Linked DNA regions of Homo sapiens: region 1 is linked to region 2. A link is an interaction called in ENCODE POLR2A ChIA-PET data of the cell type or tissue named here. Cell type or tissue: OCI-LY7. All regions are shown on one strand. Each heading gives the region's core, and the rest is flanking DNA. Links, peaks and the distances in the headings are about the cores only. Region 1 overlaps TMEM131L (transmembrane 131 like). Region 2 overlaps MND1 (meiotic nuclear divisions 1).

Region 1 (11,363 bases), core at 1,666-9,665, 130 kb after region 2:
TTCTTTTTAGTTCACTTTAAATTAAAAATAGAGTTTGAAGAAAATTAGAATTTTAGCTAAACCTTATCCAAATTATTACATTTTCCAAATTGATGAGGCTTCAGGGAGATTTTCAAATATTCTGAATCCTTATTAATATGCACAAAACTTTGTTTAAATCATAGGCGGAATCTCAAGGTTGTGTGTAAAATAAGTCTACCACTTTGGACTTGGGAAAACAAATATTCTGATGTAATAAGTGATTAGAAGAAAATATAATAGTAATATGAAACTGGCATGGCATGCCTGCTAGACAGCCCCTGAAGCATATTGGTTAAACTAGTAGGTTATAAACACAGTCTGTGCTCTGAAGGAATGTATATAGTTTTAAGAGAAGGAACATGTGACTTGGGCTACACTTAAAGTGTAAGGTGTGTTTATGAGCAGAGTTTTAAATTTAGGTGTTTTTTTTAACTTATATATCTTTTCTGGCTTTGTATAATTTGGCTCAGGGCTGGGGGCAGGGTGGAAAGAATAGACTGGAAAGTGGGGACCAAGATGGAGGAGTTGAGTGGATAAGAGCAGCAGGCTGAGCTCAGGAGGAGAACTTGATAAGGAGTAGGGGAAAGGAAGGTCAGGAATGAGCCAAGGCTGGGAGATCAGATGGTGAGATACAGGTGGATGTGGTAATGATGACCTGAGGCAGGAGATTTTTGTCTAACCTCAAGGTAGGGTAGTAGCTCAGTGGCTAAAAGATATGCTTGGGACTGGGTGCGGTGGCTCACGCCTGTAATCCCAGCACTTTGGGAGGCCGAGGCAGGTGGGTCACAAGGTCAGGAGATCGAGACCATCCTGGCTAACATGGTGAAACCCCATCTCTACTAAAAATACAAAAAATTAGCCGGGCGTGGTGGCAGGCGCCTGTAGTCCCAGCTACTCAGGAGGCTGAGGGAGGAGAATGGAATGAACCCAGGAGGCGGAGCTTGCAGTGAGCGGAGATAGTGCCACTGCATTCCAGCCTGGGTGACAGAGTGAGACTCTGTCTCAAAAAAAAAAAAAAAAAAAAAAGATATGTTTGGGGCTGGGCGCAGTGGCTCACACCTGTAATCCCAGCACTTTGGGAGGCCAAGGCGGGTGGATCACAAGGTCAGGAGTTCGAGACCAGCCTGGCCAGTGTGGTAAAACCCTGTCTCTACTAAAAATACAAAAAATTAGCCGGGCATGGCGGTGCGCACTGGTAATCCCAGCTACTTGGGAGGCTGAGGCAGGAGAATCACTTGAACCCAGGAGGTGGAGGTTGCAGTGAGCCGAGATCGCACCACTGCTCTCCAGTCTGGGCGATAGCACTAGACTGTCTCAAAAAAAGAAAAAAAACGCTTGGAGCCAGACCGTCTGGGTTTGAATCTGATGTCATACTGCTTAGCTGGTGACTTTTGGTGAGTTGCCAAACCTCTCCATGCCTTAGTTTGCCCCTCTCTCAAATAGGGGTATTGTTAATAGTACCTACCACAGAGTTTGTTTTGAAGATTACATAAATCTGTGTAAGGCATTTAAAAGCCTTGCATGTAAATGCTCTAATGTTACCTGCTATGAAGTTGAAAAGGTCATTTTCTTAGTGGTGGCTGCTGTGTAACAGTGATAAGGTTTCCTGATCTGGCTGACACCGTTCCCTGGCTTCCGGGTGACAGAATCCTTTTTTTAATGAGTTGTGTCTGAGAAGCTAGAATTGTTGTGGGTAAGGACCTGGGCTCTGGGTTTGAATCCTATCTCTGTGGCTTTCCAGCTATGTGATCTTGAGCCTCAGTTTTCTCATCTGTAAAAGTGGGCCAGTAGTACCTATCTCGTAAGGTAAGGATCCCAGGGGTTAGTCTATGTGAAAGAAACTGTTAATAGTGGAATTTGTAGTTGGCATCGCATATCAAGGTGTGTGCGTGCTTTAGCGAAATTCCATTCTTAAGAATTTCTTAAGGAAGTAGGATAAATTTACAAGCTGTATTTACAATTATATCCATCTGTTTATATTGGGGAAAAATTAGGAGCAACTTAATGTCCAATAGTACATCCATATGGATAATGTAGTACAATATTTGACAGAGAAAGGTGTTTATGATACTTCTTTACAGAAAAATTTTCTGTGGAGTCTGGAAGAATCTTCTAAAATATTCAGTGTTTTCATTTGCTAATGAGATTGTATTTTTTTATTATGCCATAAGGTACATTAAAAAGTAAGACATCTTGACTTGGGGAAACTCACAATAAGGGGAAACAGACGTTTAGACATAACTATCTTTAATATCTGATACAACAGTCTTATTGTCCTGAGCACCGTGAACCGAGGAAAGCCCCTTCTGCCAAAGTTTTCATCCTGTTGCAGACCTTGCCTATGGCTGTCTCACCTAAACAATAGGAAGTTGTCTTCTTGCAAATGAGGAGTGATTATGAGGCTATGGAAAATGGAAAAGCTGGAAAGTTCTTTAGCTAACAGCTCTCCGTCGGGAGCGCTAAGAGGGCCTCAGCACCAGTGGGCTTGGTTAGGGGGATATTTTAGACATTTGCTCTGAGACCAGTGCATTGGGTGACCTGCCGGGGCTCCTGCTCTGCCGGGTGTTCACCCTTTACCTGCGTGATCCGGGGAAGTGTGAGAGGGGTCTGGGGAGGGGCAGTAGCTATTCACCAAACTCTGAACCCAAAATATCTGAGACAGATCTGTACCAAATTAGAAAGTTGGTTTTATGGCCAGGCATGGTGGCTCACGCCTGTAATCCCAGCACATTGGGAGGCCGAGGCGGTGGATCATCTGAGGTCAGTAGTTTGAGATCAGCCTTGCCAACATGCTGAAACCCCATCTCTACTAAAAATACAAAAATTAGCCGGGCGTGGTGGTATGCACCAGTAGTCCCAGCTACTCAGGAGGCTCTGAGGTAGGAGAATTGCTTGAACCTGGGAGGCATCCTAGGTTGCAGTGACCCGAGATTGTGCCATTGCACTCCAGCCTGGGCGACAGAGTGAGAATCCGTCTGAAAACAAAAAAAAAAAACAAGTAAGTTAATTTTGCCAAGGTTAAGGATATGCCCGGAACACAGCCTCAGGAGGTCCTGTGCCCAGGGTGGTCGGGATACAGCTTGCTTTTATATATTTTAGGGAGACATGAGACATCAATGAGTAGGTATAAGGGGAGGGCAGGGGCTTCCAGGTCATAGGTGGGTAAGAGAGAAAAGGTTGCATTCTTTTGAGTCCTTGATTAGTCTTTGAGTGAATACACAATTTAGTCTGCCTCAGTGAATGCATTTTTACATAAACAATAGGTCAGAGGAAGCAATCAAATATGCATTTTTTTCAGGTGAGCAGAGGGATGACTTTCTGTCTCCACCTGTGAAGATGAGCTATCAGTTTACATTGCCAGGGTGAAATCCAACAGAACGTTCTGGGGTAAAGATCTTGAGGCCTACAAGGAATTTCCTTGTGGGTAAATTGTGAGGGAGGTATGTAACTTTTAAAATCTTTGTAGCTATCTTATTTAGGAATAAAACGGGAGGCAGGTTTGCCTGGCATGATTCCCAGCTTGACCTTTCCCTTGGCTTAGTGATTTTTGGGTACCGAGATTTAGTTTGCTTTCACAAAACAAGTGTGGAACTGTTTCAGTGGAGTAATGAGGATGTGGCTGTGCTGAGCTTAAAGGGGCGGATGTCAGCCCTGGCCAGAAAAGAAGTCTGAAGATGGATTCCTAGAGTGCCAACAAGGCCTCCGAATGCCAAGCTAGCCCCTCTCGAGGGCGGCGAGACCTGAAATCAGAAAGGCAGTTTCTTTAAAATAATCCCATTCAGAGTTGGGGCATCAAAATAGATTAGGCTATGGGTTTAACGGATAGGAATTCTTTAGAAAGGTATCAAATTATCCTTGCCTAAGCATTACTTCACAGGCTGGTCCTAACCTAGTTTTGCAAAACAAATCAAAACATTTTAAATCCATGGAACACTTTATTTAAACAGAATTTTCTGTAGAAGCCTGGTACAAAAATTAAATACGGGGCTGCTCCATTGCATCGAAAACGGGGAGGCCCACTGAGGCACAGGGATAGTTGCTTTTCCAGGACCACCCCCCTCATGTCAGTATTATTCAGCAGGGAACACAACCCGTTCCCCCAGCCCCACAGGGATTTCAGTAATCTAAGTCCCCTCTGCATAGGTCACTGTGACAGTGTCATTGTCATTCTCTTTGGTTTTGTTAGTGAAAGATTTAGGATTCAGTGTTTATGAAGACTTGTTTTGTTTTTGTTTGAGACAGGGTCTCATTCTGTTGGCCAGGTTGGAGTGTGGTGGCATGATCCTGGCTCACTGTGGCCCCACCTCTCAGGCTCAGGTGATCTTCCCACCTCAGCCTCCTGAATAACAGGTGTGAGCCACCAGTCTGGCTAATTTTGTTTATTTTTTTTGTAGACATGGGGGTCTCACTATGTTGCCCAGGCTGGTCTCAAACTCCTAGGCTCAAGTGATCCACTCGCTTTGGCCTCCCAAAGTGCTGGGATTACAGGTGTGAGCCACTGTACTTGGCCTATGAAGACTTTTTTTTTTTTGTTTTTGAGACAGGGTCTCATTATGTGGCCTAGGCTGGAGTACAGTGGCACGATCATGGTTCACTTCAGCCTTGAACTCCCAGGCTCAAGCGATCCTCCCACCTCAGCCTCCCTAGTAGCTGGGACTACAGGTGCGTGCCCTCATGCCCAGCTAGTTTTTGTGTTTTTTTGTAGAAATGGGGTTTTGCCATGTTGCCCAGACTGGTCTTGAACTCCTAGGCTCAGGTGATCCACCTGCCTCAGCTTCCTGAGGTGTTGGGATTACTGGCATGAGCCAGCACACCTGGCCAAGATTTTCGAAGGGAATGTTTTTGAGGACTTTGGGGAAAGTTTGTCTCCCCTCTGAAGGATGCCCGTGAGTGTGTGCTGCTGAGAGGATGGCAGAATGGCAAGGTGGGAGCATTCTGCAAGCATCATGACATCATTGAGCTACTGAATCAACCTTCCCTAGAACTGGCTTCCAGGACTTTGGGTCATATGAGTCATGTGAGAAAAATATTCTCCTCTACCTTTTTCTGAGTTAGGCCTCATGCTGCTTGAAGCTGAAAACATCCTGTTACACCTCGGTTTTAAGCACCCTCCCCTGGCCTCTGAGATAAGCCTCTCAGGAACCTGTGGCTCTCTAACCCAGTTTGAAACGTTTTGCTCTCCATAGAATTGTGTACCAGGAGAGTTATATTGATTAAATTAGGTCTTACATTTTATGTTATATATTCAGAGACATATATTTGTAGTCTGCATTTCAGGTAAAGCGTTTTCCATGTTGGAGGTCAAATCCCACGAGGTTCACGTATCTATTGCTGCTGCTTTACCCTGTTCTGGAAAAGAAAGTTATTTGCCTGCCGAACGCACAGACATGAGATTAGAAAGTGATGACAAGCGTTAATGCTTGGCTCTTTTTATCATAGACTATACTCTTTTCTACTCTATTATTTCATCTGTGTTTGTGTAACATGTATCTCACAATGCAGAAATCTTTTTTTTCTTTTTGTTATGAAAAATTTCCAAAAAAAAAAAAAAAAAAAAAGAAAAGTTGAGAGACTTGTACGGTGAACACCCAGATACACATCTCCTAGCTTCTACAGACATCCTTAAGGGTTCTGATGGCAGAGATCCGTGTGTAAGCATTTTGAAGTTTTTGGCTAAAGAAAAACGTTGTGTTCCGTTCTTTTTTTATTGTGTCGGATTTAAGGCACAGCTCCTGTTCAGCCTGCCTGCTATTCTCTGAGTTTATGTAAGTTTGAGGAGGTGGGTGGGAGAAGATGTAGGAGGATGGAAAATGAGCAGCTTGCTTTATTCACAAATGATGCTTGGTAGGCTCTGGACAGAGCCAGGGGTTTGGGGGAGTCCTGAGCATGGTGCCCTTGATCTGCTCTTGCACCCTCTGAGGCTGAGGGGCCTGGGAGGAGCCCTCCTCTGCTGGGAACTTTTCCTAAAAGCCCACTTACGGACAGAGAGGCAGGGTTTACAGCAGCAGAGCCAAGGAGGGCTGAGGCCAGCTTCCTTTGCTCTCCCACTCATTCCCAGCTCGCTATTTAATTTGACATCCTGGAACATGTGTTTCAGTGAATTGGTTCATAAAAATGTTTTTTGCAGGATTCTGGAATAGAGGCTGCACATTCTTTAGATACATGGCTAATCGCACTATGTGAGAGAGCGTGTGGGTGTGTGTGTATTTTTGGAGGTGGGTAGGGAAGTGGGGGGTGAGCAGAGTTCTTTCAAGCTCTCTCTTCACAAGATGCAAATGTTTTTCCCCTTAGGGTTTATAGAGAGTGTGAACAATGAGGAGTTGAGATCCTGTGGCCCTTTGGTCCCCAGGGTCTTCTCATTCGGCCCTACTGAGCAAGGCTGGCTTCCCATTTGCTCTCATCTTTTTCTCCTTCAGTCACTCTGGAAACTAGTAGTTAGGAGCTGGAAATTGAGAAGCTGCCATTTAGGAGTTTATGCAACAAATGCAGAGGAGAGTCTGTTCCAGACTTTGCAGTTATATCAACTTAGAGCTTTTGCCAACCTTTCTTGGAAAAAAACCCACTGGAATTAAGTGAAACTTCACAACACTGCACAATGTAGCCAATTCTGCATTTGGGGTATGTAAGCCTGGAACTGTGGGAAGCTGGAAGTTGCCCCTTAGTATTAACGTTTGTTTTTGTTGTCCTTTTCCTTGAATGTAGTCTTACGTAGAGAACTTGGACAGCCTGTCATTTTCCAAAACCTCTGTGGCTCATCCTAGGCACAACTCATGTCTCTCCTTTCTTCTGTTAGTGTTTAGGGATGGGCCAGGCCTGAACTAACCGTTTCAGGGCTCCGAGGCTGCGCCTTGTAACTTGTGAGCACTGGTTCTGGGCAGTCGCCTCCCTGCGGTTAGTGGTGCCCAGCCTCCAGTCGCTGTAGCTCAGACATGGCCTCGGGAGGTTTGGAGGATGCCCAGCGCTTGTCTGCCCATTGTTGCTGACCTGCCGCATTGTGTGATATGGCTCCATGTGCACATCTTCCATGGATTTATCAGTCTTGACAGGAGTCTTCCACTTTCTGCCAGTGATGAAATAGATCTTTATGATTTTTTTTTTTTTTTTTGAGATGCGTCTCGCTCTGTTGCCAGGCTGGAGTGCAGTGGCACAATCTCAGCTCACTACAACCTCTGCCTCCTGGGTTCAAGTGATTCTCCTGCCTCAGCCTCCCAAGTAGCTGGGACTACAGGCACGCGCCACCATGCCCGGCTAATTTTTGTATTTTTAGTAGAGAGGGGATTTCACCATGTTGGCCAGGATGGTCTCAATCTCTTGACCTCGTGATCTGTCCACCTTGGCCTCCCAAAATGCTAGGATTACAGGCGTGAACCGCCGTGCCCAGCCCCTTATGACATTCTTACCCTGATTGGTTATTCAGCTTCAGCTTGAGCACTTCACGTGATGGGAAGTTCACCTTTGAAACTGACTTTCCATTTTTGAGCCTCTCTCATTGTAAAGATGTTCTCTGATTTTGACTTCACATTTGCTCTCTTTAGTCTTCCACCGTCAGATCCCAGTCTCACAGACTTGAGACAGTTATCACATCTCTTCTCTAGGTTGGTTTTACCTAAATTTTTTTTTTTAACTCGCCCAGGCTAAATTATTCCTCATGTTTTTCAGTCAGTCCTAATGTTAACTTGGTCAGAACCAACCTTCCTTCCTCCCTTCCTCCCTTCCGTTCCCTTCCGTTCCCTTCCCTCTGTCCCATCCCTCCCTCCCTTCTTTCTTTTTGCAAGAGTAGATAGGGTCTCACTCTCTTACCCAGGCTGGAGTGCAATGGTACAATCATGGCTCACTGCAGCCTCAAACTCCTGGGCTCAAGCAGTCATCCTGCCTCAGCCTCCCATATAGCTAGGACCACAGGCTTATGCCTCCCCACCCCCAGCTAATTTTTATATATTCCTTTGTAGAGACAGGGTTTCTTTATGTTGCCCAGGCTGATCTTGAACTCCTTGGGCTCGAGTAATCCTCCAGCCTCAGCCTCCCAAAGTGCTGGGATTACAGGCGTGAGCCACCACACCCATCCCAGAACTTTTTTAGTTTAAATTTTGCCAATAGTGGATAGAGTGATTCTGTTGAGATCTGAATGGTGCCCTATGTAGTGAATCCATTTCTTTTTTGGTCTGGACTCTACTTATTTTAATGAAGCCCAAGATTTCATTAGCACTTCTAGTAGCAGTGTCTTTCTACTTGGATCGTGTTATTTTATGGCCAAACAAGATCAAACACAAACAAAAACCTTTGGGTCCGTCATCTTCTTTTTATTTTAATGGGAACTGCTAACTTCTCTTTCTCAATATACACTTAAGTAATGAATTGCCTTCTTTAAAATACAAATATTTACATTTGGCCTTGTTAAGCTTTATCTGGATGATTTAGAACTATCTTAGCCTATTGAGACCAAAGAAACACACACGCTCACACACGCGTGCATGCACACACACACAGGCATGTGCACTTTTTTCCTAGTTGTGAAAATCGATGGAATGACTACATGGCTTAGTCTCCTCTTTCTCCAGAGACGCCGTTTAATGATCAGATAGAAATTTAAAAGGTTAATAAAAACCTATAGTGAAGAAATGCTATCAGTTGATAATAGAGTTAAAAAAAAATTCTGGAAGATAGAAAGTGGATAACTGATAGAATATGGTAACTGATGAAAGTGGAAGATTAACAGGGTACGCCAAGTACCCTGCACAGTGGATTTAGAGAATCCCACCAAGCATATTGTGAAATTTTAGAATAGCAAGAATAATGACCATACTGGATGCTTAACTAAAGAAGTGGGACTTATAATGCCCACCTCACAGGGGTTTTGCAAGTTTTTTTTTTTTTTTTTTTTTGAGACGGAGTCTCGCTCTGTCACCCAGGCTGGAGTGCAGTGGCGCGATCTTGGCTCACTGCAACCTCTGCCTCGGGTTCAAGCAATTCTGCCTCAGCCTCCTGAGTAGCTGGGACTACAGGCGCGTGCCACCACACCCGGCTAATTTTTTGTATTTTTAGGAGAGACAGGGTTTCACCGTGTTAGCCAGGATGGTCTCGATCGCTTGACCTCATGATCCGCCTGCCTCGGCCTCCCAAAGTGCTGGGATTACAGGTATGGGCCACTGTGCCCAGCTGAGTTTTGCAAGTATTAATGTAAATAATGTGAGTAAAGCCTCTACTGTATTTTCTGGCACATGGTAAGGAGTCTCAGGGTATGTGTGCAGGTGTTGTATTACTTCTTGCCATCACTTTTCTTACCATCATCACTGTCACTGCTATGGTGGTGAAGAAGCATATCAGTTAGGATTAGGACCAGTTTCATGAGACAGAAAACCCAGTAACATAAATGAGATAGAAGCTTTCCTCTATACTGCTTATCTGAGAGAGCAGAGGGCAGGCCAGGACTGAGGTGACAGCTTCATAATCATCAAGGCCATGCCTCCTCTGTCTCCTAATCCAAGGTGACTGCCCAACCCGCAGGATCATCTTCATTTCCCCTCCAGGATGGAGGAAGGAGCTAGAGTAGGATTTCCCCTCTACCTTTTCCAGGTCACTTCCTGGAAGTATCCCCCAAAGGGTTTTTTTTTTTTTTTTTTTTTTTAAATGGAGACAGAGTCTTGCTGTTACCCAGGCTGGAGTGCAGTGGCATGATCACGGCTCACTGCAACCTTAACATTCAGGGCTCAAGTGATCCTTCCACCTCAGACTCACAAGTAGCTGGGACCACAGGTGCCCGCCACCATGCCTGGCTAATTTTTTGTAGAGATGAGTTTTCACCGTGCTTCCCGGGCCGGTCTCCAACACCTGGGCTCAAGCAGTCCTCCCACCTTGTCCTCCCAAAGTGCTGGGATTACAGGTGTGAACCACCGCGGCTGTCCCAAACTTGTATATACATCTCATTTCCAGAACTTAGTCATATGGTTGCATCTCAGCTGCAAGTGGTAGACTGGGAAGAGGAGTCTTTTCTGCAGCCATGTGCCTGTTTCAAAATGTCTTCTTAAGGAGGACAGGAAAACAGCTACTGGGTTTGGCAGCTAGCATTCTCTTTGTCACAGTGAACCTTATTAGTATACTCAATCCTAGGCTTCTGTAAGGTATCATTTATTCTGACTCTTTGGGAGTTAACACGAAGGATCATTGATATATTAACTTGTGCGTTGGTTGAAAAATGAATTATGTGTAAACTAATCATTAAACCATAGAAGCTTTTCAAATGGCTGAATGTGCATTGAAATGGCTTCTGCTGAAAAAGTTCAGTTTAACATTACTTTGAAAAACTTCTGCGTATAGAAGAAAATTGCAAATTATTGAAACTATCTTATGACACTGGTATTAGTCATACATTATTTGGGATGGAGATAATTCATGCAGATTGCTTTGAGTATGAGAAGATGCTTAGAGCATTTGGTGTTTATAATTTCTTGTTACTTGATCTCTCTGCCCTGGAAGTGCTATAACTCTTGATTGTCACTCCTGAGAAATCTATGTCTTAGGTTTTTCACATTATTACCTTCTATTATGAAGATAACTAGGGGTCAATGACCCTTTTCCTAGATGTAACATTTCTAGAAAGCCAATTACTGCAAAGTCTCATTTTGCAGGGTCATCTTTTTTTTTTCCTCTACTCTTCCTGACCATGTTTATTCCTATTGACCCAAATACTTGAGATTTATTTTTAGTTAGAAGAACTCAGAGATGCCTAAAGGCTAATCTTAAACTCTATAAACTACATTAAAACAAAGATATAATTTCAGTTTCTCACACTTAACTTGGAGAGTGTTTTCTCACTTAGAAACTTTCTCAAAAACCTTAACACTTAGCAAATGCACATGTGATGTTTTCCATTGCTATAACTTTCTCATTTAATTCACTTTTTCCTTTATTCATTTTTAGAATACGGGGGAACATTTCAGGGATTTGGTTATTCCTCCTTTCTCTGGGAGCATAACATCACTTGTAAAATTGTACAAAGATAGGACAGGATTAACCTTTTAGGTAGGATAGAGTAGGATAAGGTTCAAGTGACTTGGCATAAAAGGGACAGCTTTTTAAAATAAGGCAAAATGAGTAGCTTCTGTCTATGAGCTACTGTTATTTTCAGATTTACTCATTATTTATACAAAATTCTATTTAAAGTAACTAAGATATTTTGAAAAAACCTGTTAGGATATACTATTGGGTAAACAGAAATACTAATAGTTAAAAAAAATTGGTGCATATTAAATTAATGCCTTCATTTCATGGCCGGACTCAGGACAAAGAGTCATGATGTGGGTCCTACAACTTACTAGTGATATGATTTGGGGCAAGTCACTTAA
Region 2 (11,363 bases), core at 1,311-9,310:
TGTTGTTGCTGTTTTTATTGTTTTTTAATTTTCTCTTTATCAATAGATGGTTTTTTGGAAGCAGTTTTAGACTTACAGAAAAATATTGATGGAAAAGTACAGAGAGTTCCCAAACGTGCCCTTTCTCCCTCACCACGCACACAATTTTCCCTGTTATTGACATCCTATACTAGTGTAATATGTTTGTCACAATTGAGTCAATATTGATTTATTACTAACTAAATTCCGTAGCTTACATTAGGGTTCAGTCTTGGTGTTATACATTATGTGAGTTTTGACAAATGCATGATGACGTGTATCCACAATTATAGTATTGTACAGAATAGTTTCACTGCCCTAAAAATCCGCTGTTTCCTACTTGTTCATCCCTCTCTTCTCCCGAAACCGTAGCAACCACTGATCTTTTTACTGTCTCTATAGTTTTACCTTTTCCATATAGTTGGAATCATACAGTATGTAACCTTTTCAGATTGGCTTCCTTCCCTTAACAAAATGCATTTGAGGTTTCTCCATGTCTATTAATGGCTTGATGGCTCATTTCTTTTTATTGCTGAATAATATTTCGTTATATGAATATACCACAGTTTGTTTATCCATTGAGCTATTGAGGAACATCTGGGTCACATCCAAGTTTGGGCAGTTACAAATAAAGCTGCCATAAGCATTCATGTGTAGGTTTTGTGTACACATAAATTTTCAACACATTTAGTACCAAGGAGCGTGATTGCTGGATTGTATGGTAAGTTTATGTTTACTTTCTAGGAAACTGCCAAAGTATCTGTTTTTGCATTCCCAACTACAGTGGGTAAGAGTTACTATTGGTTCACATCACTGCCAGGATTTGGTGTTGTCAGTGTCTTGTATTTTAGCCATTCTAATAGATGTGTAGTGGTATCTCATTGTTGTTTTAAATTGCCATTCTCTAATGACATATGATTTGGAAGATCTTTTTTTTTTTTTTTTTTTTTTTGTGAGACGGAGTTTCACTTTTTTTGACCAGGCTGGAGTGCAATGGTGCGATCTCAGCTCACTGTAACTTCTGCCTCCCTGGTTCAAGTGATTCTCCTGCCTCAGCCTTCCAAGTAGCTGGGGTTACAGGTGCACACCACCACACCCAACTAATTTTGTATTTTTAGTAGAGACGGGGTTTCACCATGATGGCCAAGCTGGTCTTGAACTCCTGACCTCAGGTGATCCACCCACCTTGGCCTCCCAAAGTGCTGGGATTACAGGCATGAGCCACCACACCCAGCCCTGGAACATCTTTTTTTATGCTTATTTGTCATCTATGTAAAAGGAGGTGTTTAGATCTTTTGCCCATTTTTCAATTGGGTTTTTGTTTTCTCGTTATTGAGTTTTAAGAGTTCTTTGTATATTTTGGACACCAGTTCTTTATCAAATATGTGTTTTTCAAAGATTTCCTCTGAGTCTGTGACTTATCTTTTCATTATCTCAACAGCATCTTTCACAGAGCAGTTTTCAATTTTAATGAAGTCCAACTGGTCAATTTTTTTCTTTCCTGGGACATTCTTTTGGTGTTGTAACTAAATAGTCGTGGCCAAATCCAGGGGCATGTAGATTTTCTCCTATGTTACCTTCTAGGAGTTTTGTAGTTTTGCATTTTACACTTAGATTTATTATCCATTTTGAGTTAATTTTTGGGAAAGGTGTAAAGTGTGTGTCTAAATTCAATTTTTTGTACATACATGTCCAAAGTAACTGTATTTTAGTATAATTTACTTCTTTTCTGTATGTGTGTGTGTGTGTGTGTGTGTATATATATATACACATAAAAATACACACATATATACACAAAAATATATAAATATTTTTATATAAATAAATAAATAAATAAATACTATAAATATTTTTGTGTGTGTGTGAGACAGGGTCTTGCTTTGTGTGTATATGTATATACACATATATACACACATATACATATACACATATATACACATATATTCATATATACACATATATACATATATACACATATATATACACATGTATATATAACTACTAAAGTACCCAGGGTCTTGCTTTGTCACCCAGTCTGGAGTGTAGTGTCGCAAACATGGCTCACTGCAGCCTCGACCTCCCAGGCCCAAGCCATCCTCCCGCCTCAGCCTCCTGAGTAGCTGGGATTATAGGCACACCACCAAACTCTGCTAATTTTTGCACTTTTTTGTAGAGACAGGGTATTGCCATGTTGCCCAGGCTGGTCTTGAACTCCTGAACTCAAGTGATCCACCTACCTCAGCTTCCCAAAGTGCTGGTGGGTGAGCCACTGCGACCGGCCTGTAACCCTGTGCACTTTATGGATTTAAAAACACTTCAAGAAGGAATCCGTACTGAAGGACATCCTTTAGTAATTTGTTCAGCCAGAGTTTAAGAGTGGTAAACTCTCAATCTTTGTTTGAAAATGTCTAATTTATCATTGCTTCCCGAATATAGAATTCTTAGTTATTTTTCCTCAGCATTTTGAAAATATTACTTCATTGTCTTGTGGCATATGTTGCTAATGAGATGTTTTGCTATCATTCTGATTGTCTTGTTTTCCTTAGTAATCTCTCTTCTGTTTGCTTTTAAGATTTCCTTCAGTCTTTGATGTTATGTTTTGATGTTTTATCATGAATCCGAGTTTGCATGTTTTTATTTCCTCTTCTTTAGGACCCTGGCTGCTGCTTCCATGAAATAATTAAAGTCTCCTATTATAGAAAATTCTGGCTGGGCGCAGTGGCTCACGCCTGTAATCCCAGCACTTTGGGAGGCTGAGGCGGGCAGATCACGAGGTCAGGAGATCAAGACCATCCTGGCTAACACGGTGAAACCCTGTCCACTAAAAATACAAAAAAAATAGCCGGGCGTGGTGGTGGGTGCCTGTAGTCCCAGCTACTGGGGAGGCTGGGGCAGGAGAATGGCATGAACCCGGGAGGTGGAGCTTGCAGTGAGCCAAGATCGCGCCACTGCACTCCAGGCTGGGCAACAGAGCAAGACTCAAAAAAAAAGAAAAAAAAAAGAAAATTCTAAGGTGGTATTACTTAAGCTGTTTCCTGTTCCCTAATAGCTCTGTTCTTTCCTTCTGGGATTCCTATTTGTATCCTCATTCTATCGTCTATGTTGTTTAAGAACTCTTTATTTTTTCCATGTCTTTCCATGTCTGTGATTCATTGCAGTTAATTTTCTCAGCTCTCTTTCACTTACAGTTCTTTCCATAACTATTTCTAATCTGCTACTTAGCTGTTCATTAAGTCTTTATTTTAATAATTAGATTTTATCTCTAGAAATTCTATTTGGTCCTTTTTCAGTTCTGCCTATCCTGTTTTTCCTATACTGTTCTATTTCATTATGGCTTCTATTGCTTTCATCTCTTTTATAACTTTAAACATACTGATATGGCTTGGATCTGTGTCCACTCCCAAACCTCATGTCAAATTGTAATCCCCAGTGTTGGAGGTGGGGCCTGATGGCAAGTGATTGGATCTTGGGGGCGGTTTCTCATGAATGGTTTGGCACCATTCCCTCAGTGCTGTTCTTGTGATAGTGAGTGAGTTCTCATGAGATCTGGCTGTTTAAGTGTGTAGCACCTCCCCCGCTTTCAGTCCTGCTTCTGCCATGTAAAATGCCTGCTCGCCCTGAGTAAAGGATCCCTGAGGCCTCCCCAGAAGCAGAAGCCACCATGCTTCCAAGTAGAGCCTGCAGAAGCATGAACCAATTAAACCTCTTTTCTTTATAAATTACCCAGTCTCAGGTATTTATAGCCATGTGAGAACAGCCTAATACACATACTTAACTTATATTTTCAGATTACTTAAATATGTCAAATTTGGGGAGGGCTATTAATTTGATCTGTGTATCTGCTGGCTACTACCATTTGTAGTATTTTTTTAACCTGTATGTTTTTTAGTTTTTATTTATGAGCTCACATTCAATTGGTGATGTTTAGTCTGTGGGAGCCACAGATGCTCTGTGAAATAGTGGTTTAGGCTTGTTTTTTTTAGTCTCTGGGTACTTTAGTAGTTATGGACCAATTTTTATATTAATTTCTTGGCTTACAGTTCCACCGCCTCATGTTTTATACAGGATGAGTACTGCATAAAATTTAGTATGCATGTCTATACATGGCATGGATTGAGAGATTTGTTTTCCTATAGGTGACTTTCCCCCACCCCCACATGAAGTGCAAGATGGAGGTAAGCTCCTTGTTATTTTCCATGGAGTTTGCTGGTACTTTGAGCTATATGCTGGAGCTCAGTTCTAGCTCTCCTTGTCTCATGACCCTTCACACCTGTTTTCCTGGTGTGCATGTTAGACTCCTAGCCCCTAGTTACTTTTCTGTTGTTGCTCTTTGTTTTTTCATTTCTGTCACCTGGGGATAGTTCTTTTTTTTTTTTTTGAGATGGAGTTTCGCTCTTGTCACCCAGGCTGGAGTGCAGAGGCACAAACTCAGTTCACTGCAACCTCTGTCTCCAGAGTTCAAGCAATTCTCCTGCCTCAGCCTCCCAAGTAGCTGGGATTACAAGCGCCCGCCACCACACCTGGCTAATTTTTGTATTTTTGGTAGAGACAGGGTTTTGCCGCTTTAGCCAGGCTGGTCTCGAACTCCCGACCTCAGGTGATCCACCCGCCTCGGCCTCCCAAAGTGCTAGGATTACAGGCATGAGCCATTGCACCCGGCCTTATTTTATTGTTTTATTCATCATTCAAAAAATGTTTTTGCATGTTTTTTGAGTAACAGAAGATGTGCTGGATTTTGGAAATACATGCCCTCAGAGAGCTTTCAGTCAGTTGTAGGAGGACAGTGGGAGAAAAGGAAGAGGCTAGAGAAGGATTGGTGAAGAGATAGGTAGAGGCCATGTCTTATAGGTTCCTCTGTGGCATGATCAGGAGTTCGGACCTACCTAAGAGGGATGGAAAGCCAATGGAAATTTTTACCAGAGAAGTTACATGATGATAAATGCCTTTCTGAAGACAGTATGAAGAGCAGGTTGAGGGAAATGGAGCCTAGGATCAGAGAAATCAGCTATGCGGCTATTGTAATTGCATGGTTAACAAATGAGGACCCATATTGAGGTATCTGCACACTCACTAGGATGGCTACTATCAAAAACACAGAGAAGGCCAGGTGTGGTGGCTTATGCCTGTTATCCCAATACTTTGGGAGGTCGAAGTGGGAGGATCACTTGAGCCCAGGAGTTCACGGCCAGCCTGGGCAACACAGCAAGATTTATTACAAAATAATAATAATAAATTTTTTTCAAAAGAGAATAATAAGTGTTAGCAAGGATTTGGAGAAATTGGAGCTCTTGTGCACTGTTGATGGGAATGTGAAATGGTGCAGCTGCTGTGGAAAACAGTATGGTGGCTCCTCAAAGAGTTATAAATAGAATTACCCTATGATTCAACAATTCTGTGGTGTGCATCTGTGGTCTCAGCTACTTGGGGGGCCTGAGGTGGGAGGATCACTTGAGCCTAGGAATTCAAGACCAGCCTGGCAACATGGCAAGACTCCATCTCTACAAAAAAATGGTAAAAGTAGCTGGGGATAGTGGCAGGCTCCTGTGGTCCCGGCTATTCGAGAGGCTGAGGTGGGAGGATCGCGTGAGCCTAAGAGTTTGAGGTTGCAGTGAGCTGTATTCGTGCCACTGCACTGCAGGTTAGGCCACAGAGTCAGACCCTGTTTAAGAAAAAAAAAAAAAATCCATTTTTGGTACATATCCAAGACTTGAAAGCAGGGTCTTGAAGAGCTATTTGTACACCCACATTCATAGCAGCATTACAGTAGCTGAAAGGTAGAAGCAACCCAAATGACTTTCAATGAATGAATAAACAAAATGTGAAAGTGGAATATTATTCAGCCTTAAAAAGGAATGGAATTCCTTTTATTTATTTATTTAGAGATAGAGTCTCACCCTGTTGCCCAGGCTGAAGTGCAGTGGCACAGTCATAGCTCACTGCAGCCTCAAACTCCTGGGCATAAGCAATTCTCCAGCCTTAGCCTCCTGAGTAGCTAGGATTGCAGGCTCATCCCACCACAAGGAATGAAATTCTGACGAATGCTACAAAATGGATGAACCTTGAGGGCAATATGCTAAGTGAAAAGCCAGTCATAAAAAGACAAATACTCTATGATTCCACATATATGAGGTATCTAGAGTAGTCAAACTTACAGAAATAAAAAATAGAATGAGGCCTGACATTGCTGACCTTGGAAGATAGTTCCACTGGCACTCCTGTCCCTGACTGAAGAACCAGATGTTGTTGCCACCAAAAAAAAAAAAAAAACTATCCAAGCTACCAGTGACAATTCTGGAAGGTATGTGTCATTGGCTAAGCCTGGGTCACGTGTCCACACTCTAGTTGCCAGGAGAGCTGGCGAAGTAAATAATTGGGGTTTCTAGATTTTGTAGTAGGAGTTAGCTGCTTCCTGTTGGCACAAACAGTTCCCCAAAACAGAAGCAGGGTTCAGATGCTGAGCAGCACCCTTGCTCCCATGATAGATAACTCATAAAATAAGAGAAAAAACTCTAGAAAGGAACACAGGACATGGAGTCAAAATAACAACAAATTTATTGAATACCACTATCTGTTGTGTGTTAGATACTGTTCTAGGCACTTGGGATCCATTAGTTAACAAAGGTTGAAAGCAGGGAGATCAGATAGGTTATTGGAATAATCCAACTGTAAAGTTACAGTGGTTTTTTTATTTATTTTATATTTTTTATTTAAGAAAAAGGAAAGAGAAGGCCTCAGAAAAGAGAGGATCTTTTTTTTTTTCTTTTTAAGAGATGGGGTCTTGCTCTGTCACCCAGGCTGGAGTGCAGGGGCACAATCATAGCTCACTGCAGCCTTCAACTCCTGGGCTCAAGCAGTCCTCCCATCTCAGCCTCGCAAAGTTCTGGGATTACTGGTGTGAGCCATTGTGCCTGGCCACGGTAATGATGGTTTAAACCAAAGCAGTGGCAGTGGATTTGTGAAAAAATTGTTGGATTCTGGACGTAGTTTGAAATTAGAGCCAGTAGGATTTCCTTATGGAATGGATGTAGAGTGTGAGGTCAAGAAAGGAATTGTATTAGTTTTTTATGGCTGCCATAGTAAATTAGTGCAAACTTGGTGGCTGCAAATGCAAAAATTTATTCTCACAGCTCTGGAGGCCAGAAGTTAAAAATCAGTGTTACTAGGCCAAAATCAAAGTGTTGGCACAGCTGTTGCTCCTCCAGAGGCTCTCTGGGATAATCTTCCTTGCCTCTTTCAATTTCTGTGGGCTGCCAGCATTCTTTGACTTGTTGCTGCATCACTCTAATTTCTGCCTCTTGGTCACATTGCTTTCTGCTCTGCTGTATGTGTCAAATTTCCCTTTAATAAGGATACATGTGATTGCATTTAGGATCTGTCATAGTAATCCTTGAGATCAGTAATCTCATCTCAAGATCTTGAATCCCATCTGCAAAGTCTTTGCCACATAAGGTGCCATTCACAGGTTCCAAGGATTGGGACCTCCTATCTTTGGGGGACATTATTTAACCTACCACAGCAGTTGTGGATGAATTTTTTAAAAATTCAACTAAGATAGGGAAGACTGCAAGAGGAGCAGTTTCCTAAAGGAAAATCAGAAATTCAGCTTTGACCATGTTAAGTTTGAAGTGACTGTTAGACAAAGAAGTGGAAATATCAAGTAGACAATTAAATATATGAATCTGTAGTTCAGAGACAAGTCTTTATAATTTAACCAACGGCTTCACTAATCTCACTGCAGATGGGGGAGTCCTCACTGAACCCTGACTCTCAAGTTGTTCCACATTTTCTTTGAAGTTATATATTTAGAGTGTTATTGGTTACAAGTACTAGGACATTACTCACACTAGTGGGTTTGTTTTAAGGAACTAGAAATAGGAATGGGAAAACATGTAAGAATAATAACTGGTATTTATTGAGCACTTGTGCCTGGCAGTGAACCATGGTCCTAAATATATTATCTCATTTAATCCCCACAGTATTATGAGGTTAGTATTATATTTGTTTTATAGATGAAGAAACTGAGACACAGAGAGATTAAGAGCTTGTCCAAGGTCTCACAGTAAGTGTGGAATTGGGATTCCGTCTCAGGTATTTTGACTCCAGGGTCCTCATTCTTAATCACCGCTTCTCAAAACAGGTAGCCTGTCTTTCCATTCTCCCCTTCTTACTCTCCCCGCCTCTCCCCTTGGCTGCCAGAGTTGGGTGGAATGGAAGTCTCAAAAGAGCGGTGGCTGGGCAGATATTCTAAAAGTGCTCACCTTATCTCTCTTTTTTTTCAACAGCCTTGCTGAGATATAGTTTATATACCATATAATTCACCCATTTAAAGTGTATGATGTAATAGTTTTTAATATGTTCATTGATAGATGTACAGTCATCACTACAGTCAATTTTAGAACATTTTCATTACCTCAAACAGAAACGCTCTACTCTTTAGCTATTATTCTGAATCTTCTCAGCCCACTCCTCCCACACAGATCTAGGCAACCACTAATCTACTTTCTGTCACTGTAGATTTCCCTGTTCTGGACATTCTATATGAATGGAATCATATAATATGTAGTCTTTCATGACTGACTTCTTTCCCTTGTCATAGTATTTTCAAAGTTCATCTATGTTGTAGTATGTTTCAGTACTTCATTACTTTTTATGGCCAAATAATACTCTGTTGTACACATATACCACATCTAATTTATCCATTCACAAATACACCACATCTCATGTATCCATTCATCTGTTGATGGGCATGTGAGTTTTTTCCACTTTTTGACTATTCTGAATAATGCTGCTCTAAACTTTGATGTACAAGTTTTTGTGTGGACATATGTTTTCATTTCTCTTGGGTGTATACCTAGGAGTAGAACTTCTAGGTCATATGGTAACTCTGTGTTTAATTATGTGAAGAACTGCCAGACTGTTTGCCAGAGCAACTGCGCCATTTTATAGTTCTGATAACAGTGTGTTAGGGCACTCATTTCTCCACATCCTCCCAAAACCTATTTGAATTTTTGATTCTAGCCATCCTTGTGGGTATGAAGTGGTATCTCATTGTGGTTTTGGCTTCCATTTCTCTGATGACTGGTGATGTTGAGCATCTTTTCATGTGCTTCTTGGCCATTTGTATATCTTCCTTGAATAAATTTTTATTATATTCTTTGCCCATATCTCTTCTCTTAAACGTGATGCTGTATTTTTCTTTCCTGCTAGGAAACAACGTGCATATTCATCACTCAGCAAATTTTTAAAATCTTAGTTATGAATTTAGAAACTTTATACAAGGTAATTTACTTATGGGCCTTACTGAACTTCCCTGTCTTCATGTTTTTTTGTTCTTGCTTTTATCCTTTTTGAGAATTCCCTTTTCTCTCCTCTCTATTTAGCCAAATTCTAAACATCTCTCCTCTCAGAAACCTCCTCAAGCTCTCATTGCTTAAAATATTCTTACCCTTCTCTAACCTCCTGTAATATTTTTTATCACAAGTAAAATATATTGCTTTGGCATGTACTGCTGGTTGCCTAGCTAGTCAACATTGTCCTCCTCTTCTTCACTAACAAAACACTTTGTTAAAGGATAGTGTGTCTTACTAAAAAATACTCATCTTTCCAGACTCCCTGGCAACTAATGGTGGCAATGGGAAGCAGGTCTGATAAATGAGATGTAAGTAGAAGACTAGCTTTGACTTTCCTGGGAAAGTTTTCACTTTCCTGAAAAAGGCAAAGCTTCTTTCTCCTCTTTTCTGTGATATGCATTACTGAGATAAAAAGCATAAGGATGAAAGTTCTGTTCATTCATGTCCATATCACATTCTCAAAGAATGACAGAGCCTGGAAAAAAGATCTTGGGTCTCTGGTGGCATCATGAGATACTGTACTAGCCTTATTTAATCCAGTTTTAGTTAAATATTGTTATTTGTGGCCGAATGTGTATTCTAAATGAATACTACTGTTTTGTAGCCTTTAAAAAAAAAGTGTGATTTAGATTTTGTATTAGTTATCCATTGCTATGTAACAAAAATATGTACTCCAAAACAGGGTGACTTTAAGAAATACCAAAACAGGGTGACTTTAAGAAATAGACATTACTATCTCACAGTTCTTGTGACTCGTGAATCCCAGCATGGCTTAGTTGGGTACATCTGGCTCAAGGCCTTATGTGAGGTATAGTCAAACTGTTGGCCAGGGCCATATTCTCATCTGAAGGTTTATCTGGGAGAGGATCTGCTTCCAAATCCAATCATGTGGTTATTGGATTTAGTTCCTTGCAGGGTCTTGGGCTGCAGATCTCAGTTCTATGATGGCTTTTGGCCCAAGGCCTCCCTCAGCTCCTTACCACATGGTTTTCTCCGTAGTACAGCTCACAGTATGGCAGCTGGCTTCTCTCAAAGCAAGCTCATGTGTGAGAGTCCAAGACAGAAGCAGTAGTTTTTTTGTATCTTAATCTAGGAAACAACATCCCATCACCTCAGCCACATTTTATTCCCTAGAAACAAGTCATTAAATTTAGTTTACACTCAAGAGAGGAGATTACACATGAGCATAAATACAGGCATACCTCAGATATTGCAGGTTCAGTTCCATACCACCACAATAAAGGGAATAATGCAATAAAGTGAGGACAGAAACTTTTTGGTTTCTCAGTGCACCTAAAAGTTATATTTATACTATACTGTAATCTATTAAATATGTGATAACATGTTTTTAAAAACTAATGTACATTAATTTAAAAATACTTTATTGCTAAAAAATGCTGATGAGCATCTGAGCCTTCTGTGAGTTGTAATCTTTTTGCAGGTGGAGGGTATTGCCTTGATCTTGATGGCTGCTGACTGATCAGGGTGATGGTTGCTGAAGGGTAGATGGCTATAGTCGTTTTTTAAAAATAAGACAACCGTGAAGTTTGCTCCATTGATTGATTTCACAAAAGATTTCTCTGTAGCATGTGATGCTGTTTGATAGCATTTTACCCACAACAGAACTTTGAAAATTAGAGTCAGTCCTCTCAAACCCTGCCTCTACTTTGTCAATTAAGTTTCAGGAATATTCTAAATCCTTTGTTGCCATTTCAACAATGTTCACAGCGTCTGCATGAGGAATAGATTCCATCTCAAGAAACCACTTTCTTTGCTCATCTATAAGAAGCAATTCCTAGGACCAGGCTCGGTGGCTCAGTCCTGTAATCCCAGCACTTCGGGAGGCTGAGGCAGGCGGATCACTTGAGGATAGGAGTTCAAGACCAGCCTAGCCAACATCGTGAAACCCTGTCTCTACTTAAAATACAAAGATCAGCCGGACGTGGTGGCATACGCCTGGAATCCCAGCTACTCAGGAGGCTGAGACAGGAGAAT

The links. ChIA-PET counts read pairs that join two places held together with the same protein. Peaks named below come from ENCODE experiments on the same cell type or tissue, not always from the same donor. Only the 100,000 strongest peaks of a DNase experiment are listed, where the experiment ranks them.
Region 1: POLR2A ChIA-PET joins it to region 2 with 7 read pairs; 3 of 35 experiments call an interaction of 5 or more read pairs at or near these places.

What each region holds. Positions count from the first base shown.
Region 1 is chr4:153,492,321-153,503,683 of GRCh38, forward strand. The region is part of intron 3 of TMEM131L (transmembrane 131 like); the gene reads left to right. Among named protein-coding and RNA genes, the nearest start is that of TMEM131L, 32 kb to the left of the region's middle. RefSeq lists enhancers at 2,135-3,132, 5,374-5,453. In OCI-LY7, for the core only: no CTCF peak of the experiment used is centred there; DNase peaks (open chromatin) are centred at 5,091 and 6,311; H3K4me3 peaks cover 2,190 bases; H3K27ac peaks cover 4,338 bases.
Region 2 is chr4:153,358,833-153,370,195 of GRCh38, forward strand. All of the region lies in intron 4 of MND1 (meiotic nuclear divisions 1), which reads left to right. Among named protein-coding and RNA genes, the nearest start is that of MND1, 20 kb to the left of the region's middle. In OCI-LY7, for the core only: no CTCF peak of the experiment used is centred there; no DNase peak of the experiment used is centred there.